2 separate regions of the Homo sapiens genome follow, and region 2 is linked to region 1. A link is a loop called in an ENCODE intact Hi-C map of the cell type or tissue named here. Cell type or tissue: Calu3. All regions are shown on one strand. Each heading gives the region's core, and the rest is flanking DNA. Links, peaks and the distances in the headings are about the cores only. Region 1 has its middle 32 kb from the start of FOXB2. Region 2 overlaps PRUNE2 (prune homolog 2 with BCH domain).

The links. A loop is a pair of places that touch in the nucleus more often than their neighbours do. Peaks named below come from ENCODE experiments on the same cell type or tissue, not always from the same donor. Only the 100,000 strongest peaks of a DNase experiment are listed, where the experiment ranks them.
Region 2: a loop joins it to region 1, with 7 times the contacts of the local background. A loop is called at or near these places in 24 of 110 quality-filtered maps.

Annotation. Positions count from the first base shown.
Region 1 is chr9:76,981,693-76,993,639 of GRCh38, forward strand. No RefSeq gene overlaps it. Among named protein-coding and RNA genes, the nearest start is that of FOXB2, 32 kb to the right of the region's middle. In Calu3, for the core only: no CTCF peak of the experiment used is centred there; a DNase peak (open chromatin) is centred at 6,089.
Region 2 is chr9:76,752,049-76,763,995 of GRCh38, forward strand. The region is part of intron 6 of PRUNE2 (prune homolog 2 with BCH domain); the gene reads right to left. Among named protein-coding and RNA genes, the nearest start is that of PCA3, 6.4 kb to the right of the region's middle. RefSeq lists enhancers at 3,571-3,620, 4,231-4,300. In Calu3, for the core only: no CTCF peak of the experiment used is centred there; no DNase peak of the experiment used is centred there.

The sequences.
Region 1 (11,947 bases), core at 2,048-10,047:
TCAAGAATTCAATTTCTTCCTGCTTCAGTCTTGGGAGAGTGTGTGTGTCCCAGAATTTATCCATTTCTTCTAGATCTTCTAGTTTATGTGTATAGAGGTGTTTATAGTATCCTCTGATGGTAGTTTGTATTTCTGTGAAGTCAGTGGTGATATCCCTTTATCATTTCCAATTGTGTCTGTTTGATTCCTCTCTCTTTTCTTCTCTATTAGTCTAGCTAGTGGTCTATTTTATTAGTTTTTTCAAAAGAACAGCTTCTAGATTCATTGACTTTTTGAAGGGTTTTCTGTGTCTCTGTCTTCTTTGGTTCCACTCTGATCTTGGTTATTTCTTGTCTTCTGCTAGCTTTGGAGTTTGTTTGCTCTTGGTTCTCTAGTTCTTTTTGTTGTGATGTTAGATTGCTGATTTGAGATCTTTCTAGATTTTTGATGTGGGCATTTAGTGCTGTAAATTTTCCTCTTAACGCTGCCTTGGCTGCATCTCAGAGATTCTGGTATGTTGTCTCTTTGTTCTCATTAGTTTCAAAGAACTTCTTGATTTCTGCTTTAATTTCATTATTTACCCAGGAGTCATTCAGGAGCAGGTTGTTCAATCTCCATGTAGTTATGTGGTTTGGAGTGAGTTTCTTTTTTTTTATTTTTTTTTATTTGATTGCACTGTGGTCCAACAGACTGTTATGATTTCAGTTATTTTGCGTTTGCTAAGGAGTGTTTTACTTCCAATTATGTGATCAATTTTAGAGTAAGTGCCAAGTGGAGATGAGAAGAATGTATATTCTATTGTTTTGGGGTGGAGAGTTCATAGATGCCTATCAGGTCCACTTGATCCAGAGCTGAGTTCAGGTCCTGAATATCTTTGTTAATTTTCTGTCTCAATGATCTGTCTAATATTGTCAGTGGGGTGTTAAAGTCTCCCACTATTATTGTGTGGGAGTCTAAGTCTCTTTGTAGATCTCTAAGAACTTGCTTTATGAATCTGAGTGCTCCTATGTTGGGTGCATATATATTTGGGACAGTTAGCTCTTCTTGTTAAATTGAACACTTTACCATTATATAATGTCCTTCTTTGTATTTTTTTTATTGTTGTTGATTTAAAGTCTTCTTTGTCAGAAACTAGGATTGTGGCCCCTGCTTTTTTCTGTTTTCCATTTGCTTCGCAAATTTTCCTCCATCCCTTTATTTTGAGCCAATGTGTGTCTTTGCATGTGAGATGGGTCTCTTAAAGACATACCAATTGGGTCTTGACTCTTTATCCAGCTTGCCATTCTGTGTCTTTTAACTGGAGCATTTAGCCCATTTACATTTAAGGTTAATATTGTTATGTGTGAATTTGATCCTGTCATTATGATGCTAGCTGGTTATTTTGCAGACTTGTTTATGTGGTTGCTTCATAGTGCTGCTGGTCTCTGTACTTCAGTGTGTTTTTGTGGTGGCAGGTAATGGTTTTTCCTTTCCATATTTAGTGCTTTTTCAGGAGCTCTTGCAAGGCAGGCCTGGTGATGTCAAATTCCCTCAGCATTTGCTTGTCTGAAAAGGATCTTATTTCTCCTTAGCTTATGAAGCTTAATTTGGCCAGATATAAAATTCCGGGTTGGAAATTCTTTTCTTTAAGAATGTTGAATAGTGTCGTTTCTGTATCTTGGCTATTGTAAACAACGCTGCGATGAACATGGTAGTACAAATATCTTTTATTTGGTCTTCCCCCAATCTCCTCTGGCTTGTAGAGTTTCTGCTGAGATGCCCACTGTTAGTCTGATGGGCTTGCCTTTGTAGTGACCTGGCCTTTCTCTCTGGCTGCCCTTAACATTTTTTCTTCCATTTCAACCTTGGAGAATCTAAAGATTGTGTGTCTTGGGATTGATCTTCTCATGGAGTGTCTTACTGGGGTTCTCTGGATTTCCTGAATTTGAATGTTGGCCTGTCTTGCTAGGTTGGGAAAATTCTCCTGGATGATATCCTGAAGTATGCTTTCCAACTTGGTTCCATTCTCCCTGTCACTTTCAGGTATTCCAATCAGTCATAGGTTTGGTCTTTTTACATAATCCCATATTTCTTGGAGGTTTTGTTCATTCTTTTTCCTCTATTCTTGTCTGCCTGTCTTATTTCAGAAAGATAGTCTTCAAGCTCTGAGATTCTTTCCTCCACTTGGTCTATTCTGCTATTGATGCTTCTGATTGCATTGTGAAGTTCTTGTGTTGTGTTTTTCAGCTCCATCAAGTCAGTTCTGTTCCTCTCTAAATTGGCTATTCTGGTTATCAGCTCCTGTACTGGTTCTTAGCTTCTTTACATTGAGTTAGAACATGATCCTTTAGCTCAGTGAAGTTCATTATTACCCACCTTCTAAAGCCTACTTCTGTTAATTCAGCCATCTCAGCCTCAGCCCAGTTCTGTGCCCTAGCTAGAGATGTGTTGGGTCATTTGGAGAAGAAGCAGCACTCTGGCTTTTTGAGTCTTCAGTGTTTTTGCGTTGATTCTTTGACATCTTTGTGGGCTTATCTCCCTTCGATCTTTGAGGTTGCTGAACTGTGAATAGGGGTTTTGTGGGGTCTTTGTTGTTGATGTTGTTGTTATTGCTTTCTGTTTGTTTGTTTTCCTTTAACAGTTAGGCCACTCTTCCATAGGGCTGCTGTGGTTTGCTGGGGGTCCACTCCAGATCCGAGTCACCTCAGTCCCTCCCTGGACGTATCACCAGCGAAGGCTACGAAACAGCAAAGATGGCAGCCTGCTCCTTCCTCTGGGGGCTCCATCCCAGGGGGCACCAACCTGATGCCAGCCTGAACGTTCCTACAGGAGGTGTCTGGAGACCCCTGTTAGGAGGTCTCACCCAGTCAGGAGGAACAGGGTCAGGGACCCACTTAAAGAAGCAATCTGGCTGCCCCTTGGCAGAGCAGGTGTGCTGTGCTGGGGGGAGCCCTCCTCATCCAGACTGCCCAGACTCTCTAGAGCCAGGAGGCTGGGAAGGCTATGTTAGCTAAATCACAGACAGGGTGGCCACCCCTCCCCCGGGGACTTCGTCACAGGGAGAGATCAGATGAACTCATGATTTTTAAAAATAGATTTCCTAGTTCTGACCGTTGAAAGAGTCTAGAAGTACCAAAACTCCGGTAGCAATTAGCATACCTAGTATCTGGATCTTGGCTTCTAAATACCATTCCCCAATAAAAGGAATCAAATATCCTCAGTAAAAGGTTGAATTCCAAGTCTGGGGCAAGGAAAGGACAAGATGAGACATCTTGTTTTGCCAGAAAGCAAGGAAGCCTTTACTAAAGAAATGATAAGGGCATATCAGTAAAACACAGCAACCAGTTTTCAGGGCTTCTACTTGGCAAATTTGGGGAAATTGTAGCCTCAATAAGTATAATGAATTGTTAAATATTGAATAAATGAAAAGGCATAAGTCCACATACAATACTCAAAGGAGGCAAAACAAAACAAAATTAATTTGGCACCATGGAAGATTATGACTATTATTTTAACTTTCAACTCCTTACTCTGAAAATTGGAAATTAAAACAAAAGAACTATTTTCCCTGCTTCCTAAGAGCAATGGTAGTTAATCTCCAGGTGATCTAGAAAAGCTTCTTCAGAGAAGAATGTCGGCTAATAAGTTTGCAACCCCCAGTGAAATAATTGATTCAGAAAATGACTAAATCAATGAATGTTAAAATCATTAGTTAAAAGATTGCTGGGAAAAGGACAGTGTCATATATCTCCAGTTGCTTGCTAATTGCAAAGGGGAAAATGGGCCTTTACAATCAGAGATCTACTTGTCACAACAAAACCAAGTAACTTAGCATCATTAATAGTGAAACAACCTGGCATTTTGTGCCTCCTGATGTGGTGCAATATGAAGTACACAATAACATTTATAAAGTTATCTGGCCAAAATATTCTACCTGAATCTCATCAAGGTTTCAGAGCTGACTTCCAGTTTATAGTAGCTACAAGCAAGAGAGGAACTAGTTAAAAGATAAGATATTGCATCAGACACACTTATGTATCAGATCCTCTCGGCCTCATCTGTCTCCAGGGACATTGTGTTCAGCTCCAGGCATCCTTGCAGAAACCAAGTCTGCCTGGGCTCCAGAAGACTTTATGTGGGCAGCACCCTACAGTGCTGCTTCTCATCCCAGGCTTCCCCCGAGACAGAGATATGAAACTTCGCAGCCAGTTCCAGGCTTGCTCATGCACAAACTGAAAGGAGGGCAGGATTCACTCTGTAGGGTGCACATGACTCTTGCATCGGTGGAGTATGAAAGCCGGTGGATACATTCTTCCCTGTTGTCTCCTTCAAACAGATCATCTTAAGAAACAGCCATTGACATGCTGTCTCAGATGATCCCACAAGATAAAGTAGCCAACCTACTTAATAGTAGAGAACGGGAAGCATGATAACACATAGTCATATCACCTCACTCCCCTTCCCTGCCTCATTACCAACTGTACACACCCACACCTGCTCCCCAGGCCTGAACTTCCAAGGAGAATTGTAGCATATAGGCCTTGCCTCAGGTTCTAACATCTGAGGAACAATGCACGTTAAGAATGATCCTATGGGTGGGGCGTGGTGGCTCACGCCTGTAATCCCAGCACTTTGGGAGGCTGAGGCGGGAGAATCATGAGGTCAGGAGATTGAGACCATCCTGGCTAACACTGTGAAACCCCGTCTCTACTAAAAATACAAAAAAATTAGCCAGGCATCGTGGCGGGTGCCTGTAGTCCCAGCTACTCGGGAGGCTGAGGCAGGGGAATGGCGTGAACCTGGGAGGCAGAGCTTGCAGTGAGCCGAGATAGTGCCACTGCACTCCAGCCTGCGCAACAGAGTGAGACTCCGTCTCAAAAAGAATGACCCTATGAGGCAACATATCTAGAATGCAGGATAATCCAAATGACAATAGGCCTTGACTTAAATACGTATATATGTATATGTGTATTTACATATGTATATGTATATATACATACACTCAGCCAGGAGCGGTGGCTCACACCTGTAATCCCAGCACTTTGGGAGGTGGGGTGGGTGGATCACCTGAGGTCAGGAGTTCAAGACCAGCCTGGCCAACATGGTAAAACCCCGTCTCTACTAAAAATACAAAAATTAGCCGGGCATGGTCATGCATGCCTGTAATCCCAGCTACTCGGGAGGCTGAGGCAGGAGAATAGCTTGAACCTGGGAGGTGGAGGTTGCAGTGAGCTGAAATTGTGCCATTGCACTCCAGCCTGGGCGACAAGAGTGAAACTCCATCTCAAAAAAAAAAAAAAAAAAAAAAATATATATATATATATACACACACACACACACACATATATATGTATATATGAATGGATGAAACAACTAAATGTAATGTGTGAGCTTTGATTGGATGCAGTTGAATAAAACCAGCTATGAAAGGTATATGGGAAATAACTAGGAAATTTTGAATATGAAATGGATATTAAGTAATACTTGGAAATTACTGTTGATTTTCTTAGATATGGTCATGGTTTAGCAGTTACATAGAAGAAAGTCTTTATTGTTAGGAGTTATATGCTGAATATTTAGGGCTGATGTGTCATAACATCTGCAACTGGCTTCCAAATATTTCAGAATATGTATATATTTTTTTGAAGGAAAGCATTTATACCTTAAAAGATAAATACACAGCTAGATGTCCCCCAAAAAGTAAAGCAGCTGTTCAGAAGTACTCATTCCTCAAAAGCTACAATTTCACTATAGAATTTAGTCCACCCACCATGTGTAAGCGTGAAGGATTGTGAGAGGGCCTTTCAAAGGAAAGATGAGATGGCTCCACCTGGTATGTTGGAATAAGATGCGAGAAAGAGAGAGAGAGAGAAAGAGAGAGTTGAGGGGTGGGGGAAGATTTTTCTAAAGGAAATACTAAGATTTTCTTCTAATTATCCCGAAATTTTAAAAATAAAAGTTTTCACTTAAACTGAGAAACTTGAAGATTTCAGTGTGTTCAACTGCAGGTAAGAGCGCTAGACTTTCCTCGAACAGAAACTGGTTACCTGTGAAGCCCTATACAACATGCTGTGAGCACAGTGCCTACAACACTAAAGGCCAAATGACAGTTCAAGCTGAATCTGGCTCAATTTCCTAGAAAAATGGCACCATCTGCTGGCTGGGCAAAGGCAAACTTTATAGACCTGGACTCTGGTAGGTCAAGGAAATCAGTACCATACTGCAAAACTTTCAGGATTTATCTCTGTGATTGGAAAGAAGTCTGAGTACATTCTATGGATAGTCATCCCTTAGGCAGAGGAGAGAGATAATCTCTCTCATTTCATCACATTAAAGTCCCATAAGAGTTTCCTGGGATGCTTCTGCTTGTTCTTAGCAGAGAATGAGAATGTCAACCAGCCTATCAAGGATAATATGACCAAAGTACCCCATCCTTTTACCCTGCCACCTCTTCATCCTCCAGCCCCTGTCACTTTCTAAGATTCTAATATTTCTGCTCTCAACTCTGTTTTGCTTTTGTAGAAACATCCGATAATATGGTGATCAGTTCAACAGAATGACATATTCACCATGTCCCCAAGGAGGAGATGACTGAGATTTCAAATTCTCAAGCAGCCTCAATGCAGCCAGAGATTTAAGAGGGCTATGTGTCCAGAAGGAGACTCTGGGCAAACGCAGAATGGATTCAGATTACTCAAATTCCTGTCAGATTTCTTAACCTGGTGGGCTATACCAAACCCAAAAACTTTAAGCAGCCTCTACTTTTGCTTATTTTCTCCTAAGCCCAACCTTGGCTTTCTTTTGAATCTCTATGAGCAGAGACATGGCTCCTTAAGAAAGGAGACACTTCAATCCTGTTATAGGCTAAACTGTGTCCCCCAAAAATTTATGCATTGTGGCCCTAACCCCCAGTATTTCCAAATGCCTATATTTGGAGATAGAGCCTTTAAGTTAAATGAGGTCATTAGTGTGGGTTCTAATCCAATATGACTGATATCTTCATAAGAAGAGGAGATTCGGACCCAGACACACAGAGAGGGAAGACCATGTGAAGACACAGGAAAAAGGGCATCTGCCAGCTAGGAGAGAGGTCTCAGAAGAAACCAACCCTGCTGCCACTGCGATCTCAGACTTCTAGACCCTAGAATTTTGAGAAAATAAATTTCTGTGATTTAAGTCTGTGGCACTTTACTTTGGCAACCCCAGCAACCTAATACAAAAGTCCATCTTTTAACAGTAGCTGAGAGAGGGAAAGGGAAGTGATGGAAATTGATGTGAAGAAGAAGCATGTCATGGAAAGAGGGGGCTTTGAAGCTTCTCCCTCCTGCCCAGCCTCCACCCACTATGGCGCATGGTGGGCTTTTGAGGACTCCATTAGGTCTTTGACCCACATCAGAGGTCCTCTTTCTTGGAGCTGAAATAAGGTTGAGAAGCTTTGAACTTCCTCTAGCTATTCGAGAATGTAGCCAGCAATTAACTTGTTTATTGCCCTTTACATACCAATTAGCAAACAACCATTTGTTGCTGAGCAATGTGTAAAGCTCTGAACAAGGAAGAACTTACATTTCTTATAAGTTAATTACATTTATTTCACCTTTTCCAATTGCAAAAGCAAAACATTTTTATCAATGAAAGCAAAGAAGATATAAAATATAAAGGAAAGATTGTCATCTGTAATTTCCATCCTTAGACAACTATTATTTACTGTTTTAATCTGTTTTATTTCAGTCATTTTTCTACACATATGTTTAACCAATTAGGTTCATATACATAGTTTCATATTCTGCTTTTTTCACTTAACATATTGATAAAACAGTTTTCTCATTTTATTAAGTATTATTGTCTTCTCTATCTTCTTGAGACTTGTGTGATACAGAGAAGTGAGGTCAGCAATAAAGATCCAAGAGGGGGTCCCCAGCCCCATGCAACCACTACCAACAAGCCAGTGAAAGGGCATGGGCTCCATGTCATTGATGCAATGCACATTTGCTGACCAGTCCCCTGTTACTGCTATAGCAGCCATTGGCAAGACAGCCTGCTGCAACCAACGTGAGCAGTGATCACAATGACCATGACCATGCAAACACAGAGAAACAGTCTCTCTTTGTTCAATTCGCTTGATAGAGGTTTAAATCATTAAACAGTCTCCATATCTCCCTATTTAATTCTCGTGTCTCATGACCTACTTTGCCTTTAGACTTTCACACTTCTTTAATGCAAATTCACCCTGCTTTGACACCACACTAACATAGAACCAAATTAAACTCTCTTAATAGCTTTCTTGGTCTCTGGAGAATGCAGGTCTGTTTCTGTCCAGACCCTATACCCCATTTTCTCTGCCACAGGTGGATATAGTTCTTTTTTAAAAATATTTTTTAATTTCAATAGTTTTGGGGGTACCAGTGGTTTTTGGTTACATAGATGAATTGTATAGTAGTGATGCCTGAGATTTTAGCGCACCTGTCACTCTACCCAATATGTAGTACCCAATATGTGGTTTTTTATCTCTTGTGCCCCTCCTATCCTCCCCCTTGTGAGTCTCCATAGTCTGTTAAATCACTCTGTATGCCTTTGCGTACTAATAACTTAGCTCCCCCTTGTAAGTGAGAGCATATGGTATTTGGTTTTCCTTTTCCGAGGTGCGTCGCTTAGAATAATGGCCTCCAGCTCCCTCCAGGTTGTCGCAAAAGACATTATTTCATTCTTTTTATGGCTGAGTAGTATTCCCTGGTGCATACATACCACATTTTCTTGATCCACTCATTGGTAGAAATTATTCTTGAAAGGTCTTTCTTTTTTTTTTGTCATTTTTTTTTTCCTTTTTGTGGAGAACGGGGTCTCTCTATATTGCCCAGGCAGGTCTCGAACTCCTGGGCTCAAGCTATCCTCCTGCCTCTGCCTCTCTGAGAGCTGGGATTACAGGCATGAACCACTGCACCTGGCTTGTGAAAGGTCTTTCTAAGAAATTTTAAGACTTGCCTTTCCTTGCCCTTTTCTCCAGTTACCTTGCCTGTACAACACACTTAGATAACACTGAGACCAACACCAACCTCCCCTAAACACACACACACACACACACACACACACACACACACACACTATACCCAGCTGGCCTCATCTCCCTTCTGAACTCAAGGGAGCTTTAGGAGTTTCTTCAACCCTACTCCATTTCTCCACACCTCTTCTTCTCCCTTTAGAGCATGCTGTTCTAAGTACTTTACAGTGATTAACTCAGTTAACTCTCACAGAAACCCTTTGAGCTAGGTACCATTATCCACATTTTAAAAATAAGAGAACTCAGAGGAGCAGAAGCAAAAATGACTAACACAAGTCCAACCGAAGCCACACAACTAGTAAGTGGGCAAATCAGAACGTGGAGTCCACATTCTTGCTTTAGAAGCTTGTTGCACTTGGCCAGGCTTGGTAGCTCACGCCTGTAGTCCCAGCACTTTGGGAGGCCCAGGCGGGCGGATCACGAGGTCAGGTAATCGAGACCATCTTGGTTAATATGGTGAAATCCCATCTCTACTAAAAATACAAAAAATCAGCCAGGTGTGGTGGCACATGCCTGTGATCCCAGTTACTCAGGAGGCTGAGGCAGGAGAATTGCTTAAACCAGGGAGTCGGAGGTTGCAGTGAGCCGAGATCACACCACTGCACTCCAGCCTGGGTGACAGAGCAAGACTCCATCAAAAAAAAAAAAAGAGAGAGAGAGAGAAAGAAAGTTGTTGCACTTAATGGCTACAATGGTTAACACGTGTTGAGAACTTACTCTGTGCTAGATATTCTGTAAACAGAATCTCATAACGACCCTATCAGATAGGAACTATTATTAGCTCCATCTTACAGTTGAGAAAACTGAATGTATTATAGTCACTTCACCCTCTTACCAAGTCAATCATTGGCTTCATTGAGTTTTTTTGTTTTGCTTGGTTTTTACATTTACTTTTTATTTTTTATTTTATTTTTATTTTTTTGAGAAGAAGTCTTGCTCTGCCGCCCAGGCTGGAGTTCAGTGGCATGATCTCGGCTCACTGCAACCTCCGCCTCCCAGGTTCAAGCGATTATCCTGCCTCAGCCTCCCAACTAGCTGGGATTACAGGCATGCACCACCACGCCTAGGTAATTTTTGTGTTTTTAGTAGAGAGGGGGTTTCACCATATTGGCCAGTCTGGTCTCAAACTCCTGACCTCAGGTGATCCACCCACCTGGGCCTCCCAAAGTGCTGGGATTACAAGCATGAGCCGCCACACCCAGCCTGGTTTTTACATTTATTTTTAATATTTATATTTACATACAGTAAAATTTACTTTTTTGGATGTGCAGTTCTATTGCCAAATACAGAGAGGCCTATATCCACAACTACAATCAAGATAGAGAATAGAGTGACTCCCTTCCATGGCACTAACTCCTGGCTAGCTCTCCCCTTCACACCGCCAGACCCAGTGGCAGCGGCGAGGGACTTTGACTCCCAGGATGGGGGTGGGGATGAGTCCTCAATGGGAACCCTGGTGCAGAAGGTGCGGGGTGGTGGCACTGTCAGCAGGGACCACTGGGAAGTTGAGGATGAGGACATCAAAAATAACTGGGAAGATAATGACAAAAAAGAAAAAAAACAAAGAGGAAGCAGAAGTAAAACCAGAGATTAAAATTTCAGAAAAAAATAAATAGCAGAGAAGATAAAAGAGAAAGAACAACAATAGAAGAAAAGGCAAGTAGAAATTAAAGAGAGGTTAGAAGAACCTGAGAACCTAAAGTTCTAAAACCCAGAAGAACAGAAGAACAATTTAACAGATAAACCGTGCTAAAGAAATTATAGGAAGAGTCAGACCTCAAATTAGCAAAGGAAATTTTCATAGTTAATAATACAGGCAGGGCCCAGTGGCTCACACATGCCGAGGTGGGCAGATAACCTGAGGTCAGGAGTTCAAGACCAGCCTGACCAACATGGAGAAACCCCATCTCTACTAAAAATATAAAAAATTAGCCGGGCGTGGTGGCGCGTGCCTGTAGTCCCAGCTACTTGGGAGGCTGAGGCAGGAGAATCACTTGAACCTGGCAGGTGGAGGTTGCAGTGAGCTGAGATCACACCAGTGCACTCCAGCCTGGGCAACAGAGCAAGACTCCATCTCAAAAAATAATAATACAGTTTATGGAATAAATGCTATGAACCCATCTTTAAGAGATGACTTTACAGAGTTTGGAAAGTTACTAAAAGATAAAATTATACAATATGAAAAGTCACTATATTATGCCAGTTTTTTGGAAGTCTTAGCTGGATATGTGTGTATTTCACTGGAAATTGATGACTTGAAAAAGGTTACCAGTTCACCAACTGTGCTTTACGGTGAAAAACAAAAGCAAGCAAAGCAAAGCCAAAAAGAAGAAATGTGTGGTTCCTGGAGGGGGGTTAAAAGCCACCATGACAGATGACCTGGCAGGTTATGGTGGTGATGATGAAGCAACATCATTGTCTGGGGTAAATACCTGAGATTCATTGTCTCACGTCCACGGAAAACTGGATGTGGACATACAAAGAGTGAGGTGCACAGTGGAAGTTTAACAGGTAAAAGAAAGAGAAAAGCTCTCTGCAGAGAGAGGGTGCCTGGAGAAATGGGTTGCTGCCTCCACGGTGAAGGGCAGGAGGTTTTATAGATGAGCTTGGGGAGGCGGTGTTTGATTTACATAGGGCGCAAAAGATTAGTCGGACCAGGTGTGCCGTTTGCATAGCGTGTGAAAATCTGGCCATCCCCACTCTCATCTTTTATTATGCAGATGGGTTCTCTACCTGGCCGGCACCATGTTGCCTATTCTTTTACTGTACCATGGTGACAAAGAAAAGGGAAGATGAACTCTCCATGTTGAACATACCTGGCCCTCAGGTAGCCCGTTTGCATTGGCACAGCTGCCGGCATTCCCACCGTCCAAGCTTCTGGCTTGCTTATCCATGTCTGCAGCTCAATTTTTCAGGCTGCTCTTTGTTAGAAAA
Region 2 (11,947 bases), core at 1,212-9,211, 230 kb before region 1:
TAAAAGCTATTTAGATCAACGACTGACTCAATTCCTGTTTTTTTTTTGGTTTTTTTTTTTTTTTTTTGAGACGGAGTCTCACTCTGTCGCCCAGGCTGGAGTGCAATGGTGCAATCTCGGCTCACTGCAAACTCCGCCTCCTGGGTTCACGCCATTCTCCTGCCTCAGCCTCCCAAGTAGCTGGGACTACAGGTGCCCGCCACCACACCTGGCTAATTTTTTGTATTTTTAGTAGAGACGGGGTTTCACCGTGTTAGCCAGGATGGTCGCGATCTCCTGACCTCGTGATCCACCTGCCTCGGCCTCCCAAAGTGCTGGGATTACAGGCGTGAGCCACCGCGCCCGGCAACTCACTCAATTCTTAAATGCCTTATACCTCACTCTTGCAGGCAGTTACAAAGCCGGGGATTGAACACTTCTACAGACGGGAAGCTCATGACCACATGAGATGTTCATTCCATCTTTGGATAGGATATTAGAAAGTTTTTTTCCTTATATGGAAGTAAAATTTTCTCCTTAACCTTTTTTCTATAAGCTTTCAGTCTCCTGAATAGAAGGTTAATAATAACAGCAAATATTTCAGCACTTATAATACAGCAGGCAACGCTCTGAGCATATCACAGGGATTAATTTATCAATTCCTCAAAATAATCATTTTGGACAGGTTAATAATGGTATTAATATCATTCCCCAATCTACATATAGAAGACTGGGGTGCAGAGAAGTTAAGCAAGACTACGTGCTTTAAAAATATTTGATCCAGCAGTTGGTTAGGGATACTGACTCCAGAGCCCAAGTTCTACCCTTGAATAACCCAAAGATTGGGTAGTCCAATCCTTGAGAGCATTTGAAAAGAGTCATTGGGCTGCCCTCTGATAATTCTAATAGAAAAAGAAAACTATTGCTTTTAACCTCATCTATTAATGAGATATTTAAACTATGTATTAACTCTAAAGAAAGTATTACTTTTTCAAAGATACACTGTTTTGTTTTTGTTTGGAGACAGGGTCTTGCTCTGTCACCTAGGCTAGAGTGCAGTGGTGTGATCACAACTTACTAGAGTCTCCACCTCCTGGGCTCAATGGATCCTTCTGCCTCAGCCCCTTGAGTAGCTAGGACCACAGGCAAGAGCTACCATGCCTGGCTAATTTTTGTATTTTTTGTGGAAATGGAGTCTCATTATGTTGCCCAGGTTGGTCTCAAACTTCTAGATTCAAGTGAGTCCTGCCTCAACCTCCCAAAGTACTGGGATTACAAGTGTGAGCCACTGTGCCCTCCAAAAATATGTTTTAAGCATATTTATTACTAAAGGATGCAATTTATATGAAACTTACAATATGACATTAGAACTGAGAGCCATCTGCTTATGTAGGCCTGTGTTTTCTACTGCAACAAAATTTTTAAAAAGCTCTTGTTCTCTGTCAGGAGTAATAAGGAACCTTGTGAAACAGATGACCTGTGGGTTCTCCATTCTGGATGAATGTTACAACACCTGAGGGTGCATTTTGAAAAATGACCCCCAGGCCTGCCAGTGCTCACCTCTCCCCTGAGATTCTGGTCCAGATAATCAGGAATAGGGCCACGCTTCAGTAGTTTTTCAAAGTTGCCTAAGTGCCAGCACTTTGGGAGGCCGAGGCGGGCAGATCACGAGGTCAGGAGATCGTGACCATCCTGGCTAACATGGTGAAACCCCGTCTATACTAAAAGAAATACAAAAAAATTAGCTGGGCGTGGTGGCGGGCACCTGTAGTCCCAGCTACTCGGGAGGCTGAGGCAGGAGAATGGCGTGAACCCAGGAGACGGAGCTTGCAGTGAGCTGAGATTGAGCCACTGCACTCCAGCCTGGGTGACTGAGCAAGACTCTGTCTCAGAAAAAAAAAAAAAAAAGTTGCCTAAGTGATTCCACCATACAGGCAGGGCTGAGAACCATGGATCTAGTGACTAGACATGGTTCAGATTGCAAACCTGTAAAAGGCCACATGGCTAGTAGGAGGCAAAAGATGAGACTGAGACTGGAACTCAAGTTTTATGACTTAATAATCTGGAATTTTTTCCAATGCGTGTTATTGTCAGCATCTCTTCTTTACACCTAGTCCCTTAAAAATAAAAAAAATAGCCCTTTGCAGTGAAAAGGATGCACATGTGAGTGAACATAGAGAAAAGCTAGTTTTAAGGCTGCTTCAGGTTTGAACTACTCAGAACCTGCTAATTTGTGGGAGTGGGGGTGGGGTGGGGAAGCAGAATAACAGATCTATCTCTGCTGTGTTAGGACTTCCCCTCCTTGATTTTGCCGTCTGACACATAAATTAGTATGTCCCAGGACAGCCCAACTTCACTAACTTCACAGAAACATTCTATCATGTCTTAGGTCCTAATGAATCATCTATCCATGAACGTCCCTTTTTATATGGGCACGCATGAACATCATTTTCTAAGGAGTGCCTTCGGGTGGTTCTTACCTTAATTCAACTCCTTGCTGAGTTTTACCGGCCAAACACTTCCTGTCTTTCTTTTGAATGCTTGTGGAGCTATGGTGGCAGTTTGTACACTTGCTTTGCATTTGACCAGTTAGGTAGGACGTTTCCTAAGTCCATCACCTTAGCTCTTAAAATTTCATTAAAACTTTATATCCTTCCGGCCAGGCATGGTGGCTCACGTCTGTAAACCCAGCACTTTGGGAGGCCAAGGCGGGTAGATCACGAGATCAAGAGATGGAGACCATCCTGGCCAATATGGTGAAACCCTGTCTCTACTAAAAAATACAAAAATTAGCTGGGCATGTTGGCACACTGCTGTAGTCCCAGCTACTTGGGAGGCTGAGGCAGGAGAATCGCTTGAACCCGGGAGGCGGAGGTTGCAGTGAGCCGAGATTGTGGCACTGCACTCCAGCCTGGTGACAGAGTGAGACTCGGTCTCAAAAAAAAAAAAAAAAAAAAAAAACCCAAAAAAACAAAAGCAAAAACAAAAAAAACTTTTTATGGTTCCTTATCGCTCTTTTTAATATCATTACTAATTTATCTTTTTTATTCATTCGACGATTAAACAGATACTTATTGGAGGACTTCTGTATTCCCAAACCCTGATTTATTTTTCTTTAAGGTGCTTTCTCAAAACATGAAATCACACTGTATATTTAATTGTTTATGTGTTTGCTATTCGTCTCCCCTGCCCCCAGCACAGCAACAGGGACTTTATCACGTTCACACCATATCTTTGATACCTAAAGCACTGGCTCATTCACGGTAGATGGATACTTACTGAATGAGTGAAGAAATAAACAAATGAGTAAACGAATGAAAAAAAGATAAACCGATGGAGAGAGAGAATGAGGGAGGGAGGAATGGATGGCTGGATGGGTGGTTAAGTGAACACCATGTGCCACTCTGGGGATATAAAAAAAAATACTCAGCTTCCTGCCCTAAAGAATTTGTGGCTAAGCATTCAAGAAGCTACACTGTCTAGTGGGGGTGTGGACAAAGAACGCTGGGAGGAGAGGGCAGGAATCTAGAAGCCTGCCTTGAGGAGTCAGGGAAGGCATTCAAGGGGCAAGAAGGGGTCTTATTAAAATGCAGATTCTGATTCAGATACCTCGGGGAGAATCTGGATTTCTCACAAGCTTCCAGGTAACGCTCAATCTGCTGCTGACCATACTTTGTTTTTGTTTCTGTTTTGAGTCAGGGTCTCACTTTGTCACCCCAGGCTGGAGTGCAGTGACGCAATCTCGGCTCACTGCAGGTCGACTTCCCTAGTTCAAACGATTGTCTCGCTTCAGCCCGCCAAGTAGCTGAGACCACAGGTGCACGCCACCACGCCCCGGTAAATTTTTGCATTTTTAGTAGAGACAAGGTTTTGCCATGTTGTCCAGGCTGATCTTGAACTCCTGAGCTTAAGTGATCCACCTGCCTCGGCCTCCCAAAGTGCTGGGACTATAGGCGTGAGCCACCGCGCCTGGCCAGGGGATCATACTTTGAGGAGCGAAACTTTCAAATAATTTCCTGGTGGTCCTTCCCTTTCACCTCCTACCAACCACCAGCTTTGGCTACTAAGAAAGTGAAAGTAGATGAAAAATATTTAAAATTAACAAACCTCAGCTCTTCACAGAGCCATTTTGATGAATATCTGAAAATCCCCCAACTAATGAGAGGTCATGTAAGTGCATATGTCAAAAGGAACTGCTTTTTTAAGATAAAAAATTACTCTTGATTTAATGTATTCCACATTTATCAGTGACTTACCCTAACGTCTCTTCTAATCTGCATGAAAACGTCTCTGTATATCCTGGATCACTTACGGCACCCAGGAACTGTGAAGCTGGCCTAAACCAGTCCCTGGCAGCTCTCCTCTTTGAATTGGTAAACCCCTGGGAGCTGCCTGTATGGCTCACTGGCCAGATGGCGCTGCTTCCCCATTCTTTCCAGAGTTGCATGGCTGTCGCAACTAGGAACCAGGCGCTGGCTTTCCATCCTAACATTTGAATGCTTCCTCCATCAGAACAGCTGCATTCTCTTTGCCAACACATGTGTTTTTCAAAATCTCATTAGACATCTAACATTTTCAGCCAGATTGTGTCCTGAAGGCACTGTGGCCTCCCAGGAGGATTCCCTGAGTCTGGAAAAGGTACTAGGATGAGGAAAAGGCAGGTTATTAAAAAGTGGGAAACAGAGGACCTGCTTCAAGTCTGCAAACCTTTGTCATGGAAGCAAAATGGATGTTTCACGCCAAGTGTGAGAAAGCCTCCATCACCAGGGACAGGGGGGTGCCTTGATGCTTGATGCTGTTCCCCACCCACCCTGCCCGTGCCCTGCCCCCCCGTGATACTTAAACTGCAGTATTTGCAGCATTTTTGGGGGGCTGGAATAGCCAATGCAAGCAAAGTGTTTAATCAGTATTAATCTCCCAGAATGTCACTGTTACCAGCTATCAATCTGCATAAATTCTACTGCAAAACTTTAGGAAGAAATGCTATTCAGAGCAAATGATGCATCAAATTCAAACAGGCCATCAAGACTGCTAATGGATTTTAATAGCAGCTATTACAGCATAATAGTATTTTCCCAACAGCTGTTTGTTGATACAATTCTGCATTTACAGGACCTTTATATCCAATCCCAGGAGATGGCTCACCATTCATTTATAATCATTTGGTTCCACCTACAAACAAATGCTACTTTATTTGCATTTGGAGATTGTGAATGGTCTGCAGATCTGACCTACTCCCACCTCATTCAATGAAACCAGCAGCGAATATTACAAGCTAGATTAATTAGTTAATATTTAGATGTACTAACTACTGCCAGAAAAATACTGTCAACTGGCAAACTCAAAGAGAAGCTTTTTTTGATTGCTTGGCTGCATTCTGAGTCATGTTAGTTTTGAAAACTGCTTTTTACTCGTATGTAAATGAGTAAAGGGCCTAAACTAGGATTCAGACTGAAATTTCAGAAACTAAAGCATCTATAAACCATTCTAAGTTTTTCTGCTTGAGATGACTAATATTAGAGAATGCCAATAAATCACTGCCAGAGTGAAGGGCTCAACTGGTAATAATTGCGATAATAACTGAAGTGAGGAAGAATTTATTAATGAAGCTCAAAGCTTTGTTTCTTGTGGAATGGTCAAGAGATTACAACAGGCCAGGCATGGTGGCTCATACCTGTAACTCCAGCATTTTGGGAAGCAGAGGCAGGGAATCACTCGAGACCAGCCTGGGTAACATGGAGAAATCCCATCTCTACAAAAATTAGCTGTACATGGTGGCATGCATCTATAGTTCCAGTGACTCAGGAAGCTGAGGCAGGAGGATCCCTGGGCCCCACCCAAAAAAAGAGAGATTAGAATAGATCCCGAAAGTCTTAGTGCAGTTTTAAGCTTTAATGACTTCAGAAACATGCATACTAAAAACTTACATAAAACATCATTTGAAAGTTTGTTTTCATTCCTTTTATACTGATTTAGTTCTGTGAATTAAAAAATTTTTTAAATAATAATTTTTTCTTCTGGTTAACCTTTGCTATCTTCAATCAGGAGACTATAACAAAATAGAAAGTTCAAAATACATTATTCAAAACTTATAAAACTAATAGAGTAAAAGAGATGAAAATAACTAAACTTCCAAAAGCAGCGTTTTGTAAGCTTATAGTATTTCTATATCTGACAGTATTAACGCATAAAACTGCACTGAGGCTTTTGGGACCAACTGTGTAGAACTTAAATAAATGCAAACTTGGTGAAACTAAGAAGTAATGCTGAAGTCACCCTCCTGTCCAGCCATGGGTGGTATGGTTCTTAAAGGAATCTGCATGCATAACTCCTAGTATTTTCAGTCCAGGAGGTGCTGAGGGGTTTCCTTGCTTAGTGCTGCAGAGAGTTGCAGAAGAATCAAGTGGGAATAACAATGATAGGAAATAATTGCTCTGTTGAATCAGGGTGTCTGGTTGTTATATCTTTAAAAAAATTTTTTTTTTTTTTTTTTAGACAGAGTCTCACTGTCAGTTAGGATGGAGTGCAGCACCGTGATACTAGCTCACTGCAGTCTCAAGCCTCAAGGGCTGCTCCCGCCTCAGCCTCCTGAGTAGCTGGGACTACAGGCAAGCATCACAATGCCCAGATGAATCACGGTGTTTGGAAAGGATGCAGGCATTTTCTACCCCACAGAACTTTACAATCCATACAAGCATTTCTCTCTACATTATCACATTTAACCCTCAACACAATCTGGATAGGTGGATAAGAAGGCTGAAACCACAGGAAATTTTTGTGATGGGTCCAGGAAAAAAAAAATTACGGGTAGCAAATGGCTGTGAATTTAAAGTCAAAGCTTCTGATCCTTTTCTATTCCATGATCACCCTTGACCAGGGGAACTGGTCCAGGCAACGTAGTCTAGGAGGGGCTCAGGGGGTTCAGACAGGAGCAGATCAGAAGGTGGCAAATAGGGACAAGAACCTAAGGTCTGCTCTGCTCCAGTGCAAAGCAGGTGTTTGCTGGAGAAGCAGACTTCATACTGGAAGAAACAAGCCCCTTTTAGCTGGTGGCCACTGAGCTGACTGAGTTACAGTCCCCTCGAGGTAGAGTGTTCAGCCACAGAAGCCTTGCCTGCTCACCTCCCCGTCTGGGTCTCCCTCCCTGGAGACCACCATTTGAGGTGTAATGGAAATAGTGCATTTGATGCCTGCCTCTGTCACAGAGTTTTTGTGTGACTGTGAACTCATACTTACCTCTGATACAAACAGGAAGCAGGGAGATACTGGGTAGAAGAGGGCAGTTCCCTTACCCCACCCTCAATCCTGGAAACCCGTATCCCTAAATGGGAATAAGCATTCCTGTTTTCACACCCAAATGTTGCCTTTTGGCCCACCACGCCCTGCTATCCTGTGCCCACACAGACCCCAAACCCCAGGCTCCATGAGCAGATGAGCAGAAGAGCAGAGGGACAGCAGAAGAGCAGCGTGGCAGAGAAGGAGAGAAGAAAAGGAGTGTCTGAACATCGAGAGGACTTTGGCTGGGGTCATTTGGAGAGGAGAGTGGCTGAACTCCAGGGGAAGATCATCTTCCCACTCCATTCCCTTTCCAGCTCCCCATCCATCCTGCTGAAAGCCATCTTCGTCTGGCAATAAAATCCCCCACATTTACCATCTTTCAATTTATCCATGTGGCCTGATTCTTCCTGGATGCTGGACAAGAACCCAGGTACCAAGAGGGCACTGAGCTGGTTAACACTTAAGCCATCTGTGGACTGCAGAGTTAAAAGAGCACTGTAGCATGCCCACTGGGGCTTTGGGAGTCACAGGCACCCAGCCCTAGATGCTACCACGGGGCCGGAGCCCAGAAGCACTCGCCCTGGCTCCTGCACCTGCCCATCTGCGTGCTCCTCCTCCCATAAGGGGTTTGAGCACACAGCTGCCAAACAGATGAGCCACACCCCTGTCACACGTCCTGCGAGGGCAGTCAGGGAATTCTCCAGTTTCACTTCCTTTGTACACTAACATAATAATAGTTATCCCCTACAATTTAAATAAATTAGTTTAAAAAGCTGGTGCACTTGGCAAAGAGCTTGTCCATTGGCTCTAATCTGGCTCCTTGGTGTAGAAACAGGGCTGCCTTCCTCTTCCCTGGGTACCTGGCAGTTGGGGTCTGTTGATGGTACTGCAACCTGAGCACCCGGCACACAGCAGGCACTCCGTATATGTTTCTGAATGAATGGATGGATATCAAAACCATACTCACATTTTCTCCATCACACACCAGCTACTTCCCTGGTACCCTTTTGTCCATTACTGATGCTATAGGATATTATTTCTATCATTTTCTTTTCCTCATCACCTAGGGCAGATATTTTGGAGTCACCCTTGATATCACTGCTCCCCCATATCAGTACCAAAGATTCTTCTCTTTTTCTCTAATCTACTTTTTCCCTTCTTACTTTAATAATTCCAGGTCACATGCTTATGACTTGTATCCAAAACCATTAGAATAACCTCACTGCTCTTCCTGACATCTGTTTACCCTGCATTAGTCCACACTACATGCTGCATCCAGATTAATCATCCTAACTATGACCATGATTTTAGCCAAAAGCCCCCCAAAAGGAACAGGTATCACAGTATTCCACATCACAGCCACGTCCTACCTCTCCACCCTCATCTTCTATGTGTCCTTCTAGACTCACTCTACTTCAACCAAGCCGAAAACCCTGGCTCTCTACATGCATCTTAGATTTACTGCATTCATGCCTAGCAAGAAACCTGTACATGTCCAGACTCGGGCCGGGCGCGGTGACCTGTAATCCCAGCACTTTGGGAGGTGGAGGTGGGTGGATCACTTGAGGCCAGAAGTTCGAGACCAGCCTGGCCAACACTGCGAAACTCCATCTCTATTAAAAATACAAAAATTAGCCGGGTGCGGTGGCCCATGCCTGTAGTCCCAGCTACTTGGGAGGCTGAGGCACGAGAATTGCTTGAACCCAGGAGGCAGAGGTTGCGGTGAGCCGAGATCACACCACTGCACTCCGGCCTGGGTGACAGACTGAGACTCTGTCTCAAAAAAAAAAAAAAAAAAATACTCAACAGAGGTTTGCTGAATTTAATCCAACCAAATTTAATAGAATTGCCTGAATCTTTATGCTGAAAAATGAATCTGAATTAGAAGCCTCATTTGGGGAGTTTAAATCTACCTCATGCCTTTCTTCCTCCTCCACCATTGGTCCTGTCTTCTGTGAGATTGCTGCCCCATCTTTTTTTTTCTTGAGTCATAATACACAAACTGGTCAGAAGTGGAACACACCATCAAGGAAGGGGTGATGCATCTGTGAGGAACAGTCACCTATATTTGTGTAAGTCAGACAATTCTCATTTGATAAAATGGTGTCGACAAAAATTAATCATCTATATACCTCAAGTCTATGTTTAGGGGCCTTTAATCCCCAAATAACAAAAGACTTAGTCAATTTAATTTGTAAGAATTCTACTTTTGTAGACCTGAACTGGATACAATTTTATCTCTGGACATCAAAGCCCGGGGTCAAATGATTGCTTTTCTCTTTTGCTGGGAGTTTTTGTTGTCATGTTTTATACTTTAGACATTTTACTTTTGGTCACTAGGTGGCTCTGAATTTCCATTAGAAAGTGAAAGTCTTTAGAAAACACTGGAAAACATACATAATTTTCACCAAATAATTTTAAAATACTTCATTCAACAATGATTGACTTGAGAATATTAATCAAAGTTTATCAAAAGACCCATAAACTCCAAATAGCACTCTGTCAATCTATCTTATGTAGATTTTGAGATAGATTATTTATAGCTTTACATGAATTATAGCTTTTGCATTGGTTATAGGTACAATTTTTAAATGATTCATAAACTCTGTTCCAAATAATGCCACTCTGGAGCTATATCATATTATGTATCATGTATGGTCAAACAACTGGGTCCGTCATATTTAAAAGACAACTTCAAAATACTGTCATATAACTTTAATGGCTTTAAAGTCTTTCCTAAGTGTACTTTAGCAGCCTCCAATGCATCTGGTGCCAACTCTGAAATCATTTTTAAGGTTAGCAATTTTAAACAAAAAGAATGGTTAGAACAAGGACCTTTAGCCAGTTTGGAAGTCACCAACAGTTTCCTTCTGTTGTTGGAAAAAGTGATTTCTTTGCCCTGAGTTCTACAACAACCATTAAATGTGCTGCATTTGACTCCTGTAAAGATTTAACTTTTTTCCAAATCTTTAATGACAATACTCTCTGTTATTTCATCAAAAAGTGTGTTAACATAGGAAGCAGTGATCCAAAGTCATTTCCGGATAACCTATTAATAAGGGAGGCAGGAATGGCGGTTGCAGAAATGTGCGCAGAGAGAGCAACTACCATGGGAATAATCCAGATGGCGGTCTGCTTGGCTCGAACTTTCTGGAAGAGGCCCATCTTTAAAATGCTTAATACCACTTTTTACTATAGATTCCACACATGTTCATTTCTTAACAAACTCTGAGAGAGGTGGTGAGATACTCTTGCAGTAATTTTACCCCCAGCCCCCTGGACCATCCTTTTCAAACTCTCCAAACTCTCCACGTTTCTTTTTACATGTTCAAAATGCAGGCAGTGTAGAATGACTGTCTGTGGCTCCTCCAGTCCTAGCTCTTGTATGGAGGCGGAGGTCCCTACATACACGACCACATGAGATTGAGCTCCAGAGTCAGGCCCTTCGCCATGAGCATGGCTGTGGACACGTAAGGAGCCTCAGTGGCTCCACAACTTGGCAATCTTAATCCAAACAAACCAGGTAAAACGTTTTTAGTTGGACTCAAGATAAATCCCAGGCAGAGCAATCCTCAAAAGAAACCAGCAAACTGGATATTTGGTTTCTGATTTACAATTTTTTTAAAACAGACAAAATAGCTTCCTTCACTCCCCACTGTGTCTTTGGCTCCAACCTCATTGAATGGTTGCCATTTCTGAGACACATCCTCTACCGCAAACCTGCACTCCTCCCACCTCGTGCACCATCTCCCCTTCTAGCTCCATCTGGCAATGTGTACTTTTCCTCAAGTCCTGTGTCAAACGATGTGAAGACTGAGGTCTTCTTCTGGTCGGGGCAGCATTATAGCATCATGACAAAAAGCCCAGGTGCTGCCTGCACTGGAAGTCAAGTCAATTACTGGTCATGAGATCTTGAGCAAGTTACTTAATTTCAGTTGCCACATCCATAAAATGGGATCATAGCAGGACTACTGGTGTCACAGAGTTACGTGAGGTTTAAATAAGTTACCTTAAAGGACTTAGTACAGTACCTGGTATACTATGTGGCTTAAGTATTAATAGGCTTTGCAGTAAGTGTAGTCATCTAAGTGAGCCATAACAAGCATAGGCGTGCTTCTGGGAGTGCTCACCCCAAGTCTGAATTAGACGCAACTACTCTCTACTCTCCTGGAGAAAACATACTCGTAATACCACTTCAAACACAAGCTGGTGGTGTACTTGCCCAGTTCTACCAATGAACTGGGATGACACAAAAGTAATGAACAGATGAAGTTTCATATCCCCCGTCCCCAAGAGAGGATCTGGTGTCGTCTATTTAGCTTCCTTGCCTCTCCTGTGCTCTCTGAGGACTGAGAGATTAAAAGCCACGTTGGTGGATACTGCAGAAGAGCAGGTGGGGAGGAGAATGGTATGGCAGTGACAGGAAGTGCTGGGAGGCCCAATATGGAGAAGGAGAGGGGTAGTGGGGAAGAGGGAGTGGGATAAAGGGCATGGGGAAGCATGGGGAAGAGGGAGCTTTCTTCTGTGTTTAGACAGTGAGAGGTGCCCATGAGTCAATAAATAAAAGAGGAAAGGAAATTTAATGAGTTGCCATGGACTAAGCACTTCGATTGAGTTACACTGTTTGAAAGATATTAGTAAAGATGGGAACTCACATTTGGACAAGACTTCACTAGAGGAGCACCTTAGG